Regions from separate parts of the Homo sapiens genome. Here region 1 is linked to region 2. A link is a contact called in ENCODE Hi-C or POLR2A ChIA-PET data. All regions are on one chromosome and are shown on one strand. Each heading gives the region's core, a stretch centred on a gene start or an enhancer-like site at or near the end of the contact. The rest is flanking DNA. Distances are from core to core; before and after follow the strand shown. Region 1 has its middle 12 kb from the start of ZC3H7A. Region 2 has its middle 27 kb from the start of LITAF.

Region 1 (5,067 bases), core at 977-3,476, 200 kb before region 2:
CTTTTTGGTGTGTGTGTGTATGTGTGTGTGTGAGATGGTGTCTTGCTCTTGTCGCCCAGGCTGGAGCACAATGGCACAATCTCGGCTCACTACAACCTCTGCCTCCCAGGTTCAAGCACTTCTCCTGCCTCAGCCTCCCAAGTAGCTGGGATTACAGGCGCCAGCCACCACGCCCGGCTGATTTTTATATTTTTAGTAGAGATGGGGTTTCACCATGTTGGCCAGGCTGGTCTCGAACTCCTGACGTCAGGTGATCTGTCTGCCTCGGCCTCCCAAAGTACTGGGATTACAGGCATGAGCCACTGCACCCAGCCCTGAATTTGATTCTTCTTCTTTTTTTTTTTTTGAGACGGAGTCTCACTCTGTTGCCCAGGCTGGAGTGCAGTGACGTGATCTCCGCTCACTGCAAACTCCGCCTCCCGGGTTCACGCTGTTCTCCTGCCTCAGCCTCCCGACTAGCTGGGACAACAGGCACCCACCACCACACCCGGCTAATTTTTTGTATTTTTTAGTAGAGATGGGGTTTCACCCTGTTAGCTAGGATGGTCTTGATCTCCTGACCTCGTGATCCACCCGCCTTGGCCTCCCAAAGTGCTGGGATTACAGGAGTGAGCCACTGCGCCTGGCCACCACATGGACATCTTTGAGGATCATCTTTCAATACCCCTTAGTCTCTGTGTTGTAGAACAGCAGCTATCAAGGAGCATTGTTCTTTTTTTTTTTTTTTTTTTTTTTTTTTTTTGATCCAGAGTCTGGCTGTGTTGCCCAGGCTGGAGTGCAGTGGCCAATCTCAGCTCACTGCAACCTCTGCCTCCTGGGTTCAAGTGATTCTCCTCCCTCAGCCTCCCGTGTAGCTGAGGTTACAGGTGCATGCCACTACACCTGGGTAATTTTTGTATTTTTGGTAGAGATGGGGTTACACCGTGTTGGCCAGGTTGGTCTCGAACTCCTGGCCTCAAGTGATCTGCCCACCCTGGCCTCCCAAAGTGCTGGGATTACAGGTGTGAGCCACCGTGCCTGGCCTTAACATAACTGTTTACAACAAAACTGTATAACCTGCCCGTCCTGCCTGGATGATTGATTCAGGATGCTTATGTTGATGCAGGAGAATGGGGTCTGGAGGCAGGGAACCTAAAAACTTCCTAGAACTAGGCCGAGTGCAGTGGCTCACACCTGTAATCCCAGCACGTTGGGATGCCGGGGCCGGTGGATCACCTGAGATCAGGAGTTCGAGGCCACCCTGGCCAACATGGTGAAATTCTATCTCTATTAAAAATAGAAAAATTAGCTTGGTGTGGTGGTGAGCACCTGTAATCCCAGCTACTTGGGAGGCTGAGGCAGGAAAATCGCTTGAACCTGGGAGGCAGAGGTTGCAGTGAGCCAAGATCCTACCACTGCACTACAGCCTGGGCAACAAAGTGAGACTCTGTTTTAATAAATAAACAAACAAACATACATACTTCCTAGAACTCAATAAAAGGGAAAAACCCCAATTAACTGTCTTTTTTTTTTTCTAGATGGAGTTCAGTGGCCTGATCTTGGCTCACTGCAACTTCCGCCTCCCGGGTTCAAGCAATTCTCCTGCCTCAGCCTCCCAAGTAGCTGGGATTACAGGCACCCCCCACCATGCTAGGCTAATTTTTGTATTTTTAGTAGAGACGGAGTTTCACTATGTTGGCCAAAGGTCCGCCCACCTCCGCCTCCGAAAGTGTTTGGATTACAGGCATGAGCCCTCCCCGCTCTCCCACCTCCAGGCCAAAACCCCAACTTTCTATGCCCAACTAAATAACTTTGTAACTTCACTTCAGCTATGGCAGGAAACATCCTCTTCATTTCCATGGGGTGTATGCCAAGTAAATAACTTTGTAACTTCACTTACCCTCTTCATTTACATAGGGCATACCAATGGGAAACCTCTGAAGGGTATTTAAACCCCAGAAAATTCTGTAACCAGCATTGTTGAGTCACTTCCTCTAACCTGCTCCCTACTCTGTGGAGTGTACTTTCGTTTCAATAAATCTGTGCTTTTCTTTCATTGCTTTGTGCGTTTCGTCCAATTCTTTTTTCAAAACGTCAAGAACCTGGACACCCTCCACCCGTAACAGTGTGACACAGTTCTGGCCAGAGTCAGGTCCAGGTTTTACGGAAGTATTTGTAAGAGCAAGGCTTTGTGGGAGTTGCTGAGAAAAGACCACCTAAGCCTGGAACTGCTGGCAGTTACGTTGCCGCAAGGGGTGAGTCTGCCTGAGAATGGAAAGCAGAACTGACAGAAGGAGAGAGAGTGCCTGAGTTTCTGATGATACTGACACGAACCTTACCTGGACAATTAAGTTCTATGAGCTCATAAATTTCCTTTCTTCCCCTTAGCCTTGTTTAATTAGGGTTCACTACTTAACAGTCTCTTACAACTAAAAAATTCTTTTTTTTTTTTTTTTTCAGATGGAGTCTCGCTCTGTTGCCCAGGCTGGAGTACAGTGGTACAATCTCAGCTCACCGCCAACCTCTGCTTTCCGGGTTCCACTGATTCTCCTACCTCAGCCTCCCTGGTAGCTGGGATTACAGGCGCCCACCACCAAGCCTGGCTAATTTTTTGTATTTTTAGTAGAGACAGTGTTTCACCATGTCAGCTAGGCTGGTCTTGAACTCCTGACCTCAGATGATCCACCTGCCTTGGCCTCCCAAAGTGCTGGGATTACAGGCGTGAGCCACCGCACCCAGCCAAAAAATTCTTGACATATGCACTCATAACACCTTGAAAGAAAATACCAGTGAAGTGCTTGAAAGGGAACTGGTCCCCAAAGGGTATTTGAATCACTAAGACTTGGGCAAGATTTGACTGCTTAGATTTGATATATGATATTCTAGTTCTAGGCCCGGGCGCAGTGGCTCACGCCTGTAATCCCAGCACTTTGGGAGGCCGAGACAGGCGGATCACGAGGTCAGATCGAGACCATCCTGGCTAACACAGTGAAACCCCATCTCTACTAAAAATACAAAACATTATCCGGGTGTGGTGGCGGGTACCTGTAGTCCCAGCTACTCGGGAGGCTGAGGCAGGAGAATGGCGTGAACCCAGGAGGCGGAGCTTGCAGTGAGCTGAGATCATGCCACTGCATTCCAGCGTGGGTGACAGAGCGAAACTCCGTCTCAAAAAAACAAAAAAAACACCAAAACTAGTTCGAATCTGGTTAGAACAACTTTATTGCTGGATTTTGACATCCTAGCAAAAAAGGTGCCAAACCATTGTCATACGTTTTGTGGATACATTTGCATATTTTATTATTATCTTTTTTTGAGACAGTGTCTTGCTCTGTTGCCCAAGCTGGGATGCAGTGGCACGATCTCAGCTCACTGCAACCTCTGCCTCCCGGGTTCAAGTGATTCTCCTGCCTCAGCCTCCTGAGTAGCTGGGATTACAGGCGCACGCCACCACGCCTGACTAATTTTTGTATTTTTAGTAGAGACGGGGTTTCACCACGTTGGTCAGGCTGGTCTCGAACTCCTGACCTTGTGATCTGCCCGCCTTGGCCTCCCAGTGTTAGGATTACAGGCGTGAACCACCACACCTGGCCAAATTAGCAGATTTTAAATCCTTTCGCTGATCCAAGCTGGGAAAAAAGACTTCACTGATACTGCAGAAGAGGTGGAAGAAACTAACATTTGAACTGAGAAGCACTAAGAAAGCCACCCTGAACCCAAAAGTACTGAAAACCTAGTTAGATATATTTTTGGGAAAAAAAAAAAAAGGAGATCTAAGTGCATCCTATAATAAATTTATATGAAATATGTATATGAACATTTTGTATTTTTTCTTCCAAAAGGGAATGCACGTGCACAAACACACACACATGCATGCTGAGATATTTAGTTCTCTGCACGTATACACTTTTTTTTTTTTTTGAGACGGAGTCTTGCTCTGTTGTCCAGGCTGGAGTATAGTGGGACGATCTCGGCTCACTGCAAGCTCCACCTCCCAGGTTCACGCCATTCTCCTGCCTCAGCCTCCCGAGTAGCTGGGACTACAGGCGCCCGCCACCACGCCCGGCTAATTTTTTGTATTTGTAGTAGAGACGGGGTTTCACCGTGTTAGCCAGGATGGTCTTGATCTCCTGACCTCGTGATCCGCACGCCTCGGCCTCCCAAAGTGCTGGGGTTACAGGTGTGAGCCACTGCGCCTGGCCTGCACGTATACACTTATAGTGGTGAGTGCTTACAGAAATATCTTTCGTTTTTGTTTTTGAGACAGAGTCTCGCTCTTGTCACCCAGGCTCGAGTGCAATGGCGCCATCTCAGCTCACTGTGACCTTTGCCTCCCGGGTTCAAGTGATTCTCCTGCCTCAACCTCCGAAGTAGCTGGTATTACAGGCGTCCACCACCACACCCAGCTAATGTTTTTGTATTTTTAGTAGAGAAGTGGTTTCACCATGTTGGCCAGGCTGGTATCTAACTCCTGACCTCAGGTGATCTGCCCGCCTCAGCCTCCCAAAGTGCTGGGATGACAGGCATGAGCCACCATGCCCAGCCAGAAATACCTTTTGTAATGAAGGCACATACCTTAAATATTACACTTGAAGGATGAATGATGTTAGGAAGCAGAGGTGGCTCAGTTCTTGTTTTTGTTTGCATGTCCTTCCAATTAATTGTTTGTGATATTTCACATTTATAGCACAATCAGATTACCAGGATTTTGATTTAACATTCATATTCATTCCTTCTATGCAAACGTCTTAAAAATCTGTTAAAATTTTTCTATAAATCCACCTAGAGCAGAAGAGGTAGGTCTGTGCTAAGTACATTTGTTTTTTTTGTTTTGTTTTTTTGTTTTTTTGAGACAGAGTCTCGCTTTGTTGCCCAGGCTGGAGTGCAGTGGCGTGATGTCGGCTCACTGCAGCCTCTGCCTCCCACGTTCAACAGATTCTCCTGCCTCAGCCTCCCAAGTAACTGGGATTACAGGCATGTGCCACCACACCCAGATAATTTTGTATTTTTAGCAGAGACGGGGTTTCTCCATGTTGTCCAGGCTGGTCTCAAACTCCTGACCACATGTGATCCACCTGCCTTGGCCTC
Region 2 (2,803 bases), core at 304-2,803:
CTGGGATTACAGGCGTGAGCCACCGCACCCAAGGTCTTTACTTTTCCTCTGAGTTGTTGCCCATGCCATTTACACCCCAGGGTAGATGGGGCTCTGGGTGTCGCTTTTCTTCCTGGGATCTCTGTTCTTTCCTCAGCCACTGTCCCCTGGGACTTTCCTGCCTCGTTTTCTCCTAGAGCCCCAGCTTGGTCTCTCCTTCCTTCCTTTGTTCATTCATTCATTCTCCCAGTGTGTACCGACTGGTCATCCACCCCGTGCCAGCTGCTGGGCTGGGTGCTGGAGAAGCAGCTGTGAGTGAGGCACTCAGACCCGGCCCCATCTGACAGCGGGCCACAGGGTCCTGGAAGCCATGCATTCGCTGTCATGACAATCACTGAACTGACTCCCTGCCGTTAGAACTGCCTGCCGTCTAGAACAGAGCTGGTCCAGCTGCAGGGTAATGCATGCCACTGGGCAAGTTTAAATTTTCTAGTAGGCATATCAGAGGAAGTAAGAAGATATTTGTAACAGCTGAAAGGTGAAAACAGTCCGGGCACACTGATTCATACTTGTGATTCCAGCACTCTGGAAGGCCAAGATGGGAGGATCTCGAGCCCTGGAGGTGGAGGTTGCAGTGAGCTGAAGTTGTGCCATTGCATTCCAGTCTGGGTGACAGAGTAAGACCCCATCTTAAAAAAAAACCAGAAAAAGCCTGGGCACAGTGGCTCATGCCTGTAATCCCAGCACTTTGGGAGGCCAAGGCAGGCAGGTCACTTGAGGTCAGGAGTTCGAGACCAGCCTGGCCAACATGGTGAAACCCCATCTCTACTAAAAATACAAAAATTAGCCGGGCCTGGTGGTGTGTGCCTATAATCCCAGCTACTTGGGAGGCTGAGGCAGGAAAATTGCTTGAACCTGGGAGGTGGAGGTTGCAGTGAGCCAAGATTGTGCCACTGCACTCCAGCCTGGGTGACAGAGTGAGACTCTGTCTCAAGAAAAAAAAAAAAAAAAGAAAAGAAAAAGAAAGAAGAGGAAAGAAGAAGGAGAAGGAGAAGGAGAAGGCCTCCAGAAGGACCAGCCCGCTGACATCTTGATTTCAGACTTCTAGCCTCCAGAACTGTGACAATCAGTTTCTGTTGTTTTAAGCCACCTAGTTTGTGGTCATTTGTCACAGCATCCGTAGGAGGGAGAAAGGAGAGTGAGAGAGACTAGGACATCCTTCTGAGCCTGCACAAGCCTCAGCTGCCCCGTCTGTACAATGGGCACAACGGCTCCACTGTTGACTGGTGTTGCTGGGAATGAATGAGTCATGTGCAAGTGTCCAAATCTCAGGACCTGCCAGGAAGCAGAGGGACCCCACAGAACACAGGCGTTGATCTCAACTGTCAGTTCCGTTTTAGAGATAAGGAAATAAACATTCAGCGAGAGAAGTGGCCCGCCCGGTCATCTGACAACATGTGGCAGGGTGAGGCCGGCTCTCGGAGTACAGATCCTCATTTCTGAGATGTCCTTTCTGTCTGGGCTTTGCCCCAGCCACCTCTGTGCCCTCGGTTCCACCAGTGTGAACTGCCTAGCCGGCACACGCCACACCCTCCGTCCGGCTGTGCTCCCTGTAAGGACACCTTTCCTGCTCCTCTCCCACCTAACTCTGGCTTAGCCTTCAACAAGAGCCACTTCCTCCTGGAAGCCTTCCCTGACTGCCCTCACCCTCTGGGAGCTTTCATAGGAGCCCAGTTTGAATCAGCAGGGGCCCCACCCTCCAGGAGTTGTCCGTTCTAGGGAAGATTGTGAATCACCGATGTCTTCGAGGTGGGGCAGGTCTAAACAGGCGGAACAACACACTCTGGCACCTCAGACCCAGCTGTGTCTGAATTGCCCAGATGGTCAGGAGAAGGCAGCCCTGGGACCTGGCAGCTGGCTGCATTGCTTATTCCCCCAGGTGACCCAGGAGGTCTGGTCTCTCTGTCAATGCGAGTGTCCCGTCTCTCTCCATCCCATGGGGATCCAGAAGTGGAAACAAAAACTAGAGTGATCTTGAGGTCAGGCGTTCGAGACCAGCCTGGTCAACATGGTGAAACCCCATCTCTACTAAAAATACAAAAACTAGCCAGGCGTGGTGGTAGGTGCCTGTAGTCCCAGCTACTCGGGAGGATGAGGCAGGAGAATCGCTTGAACCCAGGAGATGGAGGTTACAGTGAGTCGACATTGTACCACTGCACTCCAGCCTGGGCAACAGAGCGAAACTCCATCTAAAACAAACCCCAAAAAACAAATAAAAAAAAATCCAAAGAAAAACCTAGAGTGAAGCACCTGAATGGCTGGCCTTGCCCATCAAGAGGCACCCAGGCCATCGGCTGTGCCCCAAGATGACAGCTTTTGCAGGGTTGGGAGGTCAAGATTCTAGGGGGACACAGGGTTCCCACAAGTCTTCAGGAGCCATGGGAGTCCCTGAGATGGTGCCCAAGAGCTTCTGGTGTAACCAAGCTTGGTTCCACAGTGAAATCATTCCCCAAGAGGGCGGACTCATCCTCCAAACATCTCTTTTCAGTCTGTCCTCGTCCCTCCGCCCTTCTCAAGGACGTGGACAAACAGAGATGTCAGGGGAGAATGGGGTGGGGAAGTGGGTGGCCAGTTCTGGGCTGGGAGTGGGGTGGGAAGGTCTGCTGTCTCTGCGAGGGCTCCTGCCTGGGCCTTGTTAACTTTCCATCCAGGTTCTCTGTGCACGTGAGCGTCCTGAGCTGGGCCGGCCCTGGCCGCCCGCTGGCCGCATGCAGTGCAGTTTGCTCTAACCGCAGGTGACCCACACGAGGTCAGACAGCCGTTC

What was found. A loop is a pair of places that touch in the nucleus more often than their neighbours do. ChIA-PET counts read pairs that join two places held with the same protein, here RNA polymerase II (POLR2A). Pooled maps may share reads with other maps.
Region 1: a pooled map shows a loop between it and region 2 (2.4-fold over the local background). The contact joins two enhancer-like sites. A Hi-C loop is called at or near these places in 2 of 50 pooled maps. POLR2A ChIA-PET finds 5 or more read pairs at or near these places in 5 of 52 experiments (GM12878, H1, HepG2 and 2 more).

Annotation. Positions count from the first base shown.
Region 1 is chr16:11,807,215-11,812,281 of GRCh38, reverse strand. No RefSeq gene overlaps it. Among named protein-coding and RNA genes, the nearest start is that of ZC3H7A, 12 kb to the right of the region's middle. Within about 2 kb of position 2,226, at least 8 of the 41 ENCODE cell types and tissues checked have a DNase peak (open chromatin) inside an H3K27ac peak, as active enhancers do.
Region 2 is chr16:11,612,486-11,615,288 of GRCh38, reverse strand. It overlaps a transcript of LITAF not described here. Among named protein-coding and RNA genes, the nearest start is that of LITAF, 27 kb to the right of the region's middle. RefSeq lists a silencer at 106-279 and enhancers at 1-350, 351-958, 1,094-1,303, 1,202-1,496, 1,464-1,513. Within about 2 kb of position 1,553, at least 21 of the 41 ENCODE cell types and tissues checked have a DNase peak (open chromatin) inside an H3K27ac peak, as active enhancers do.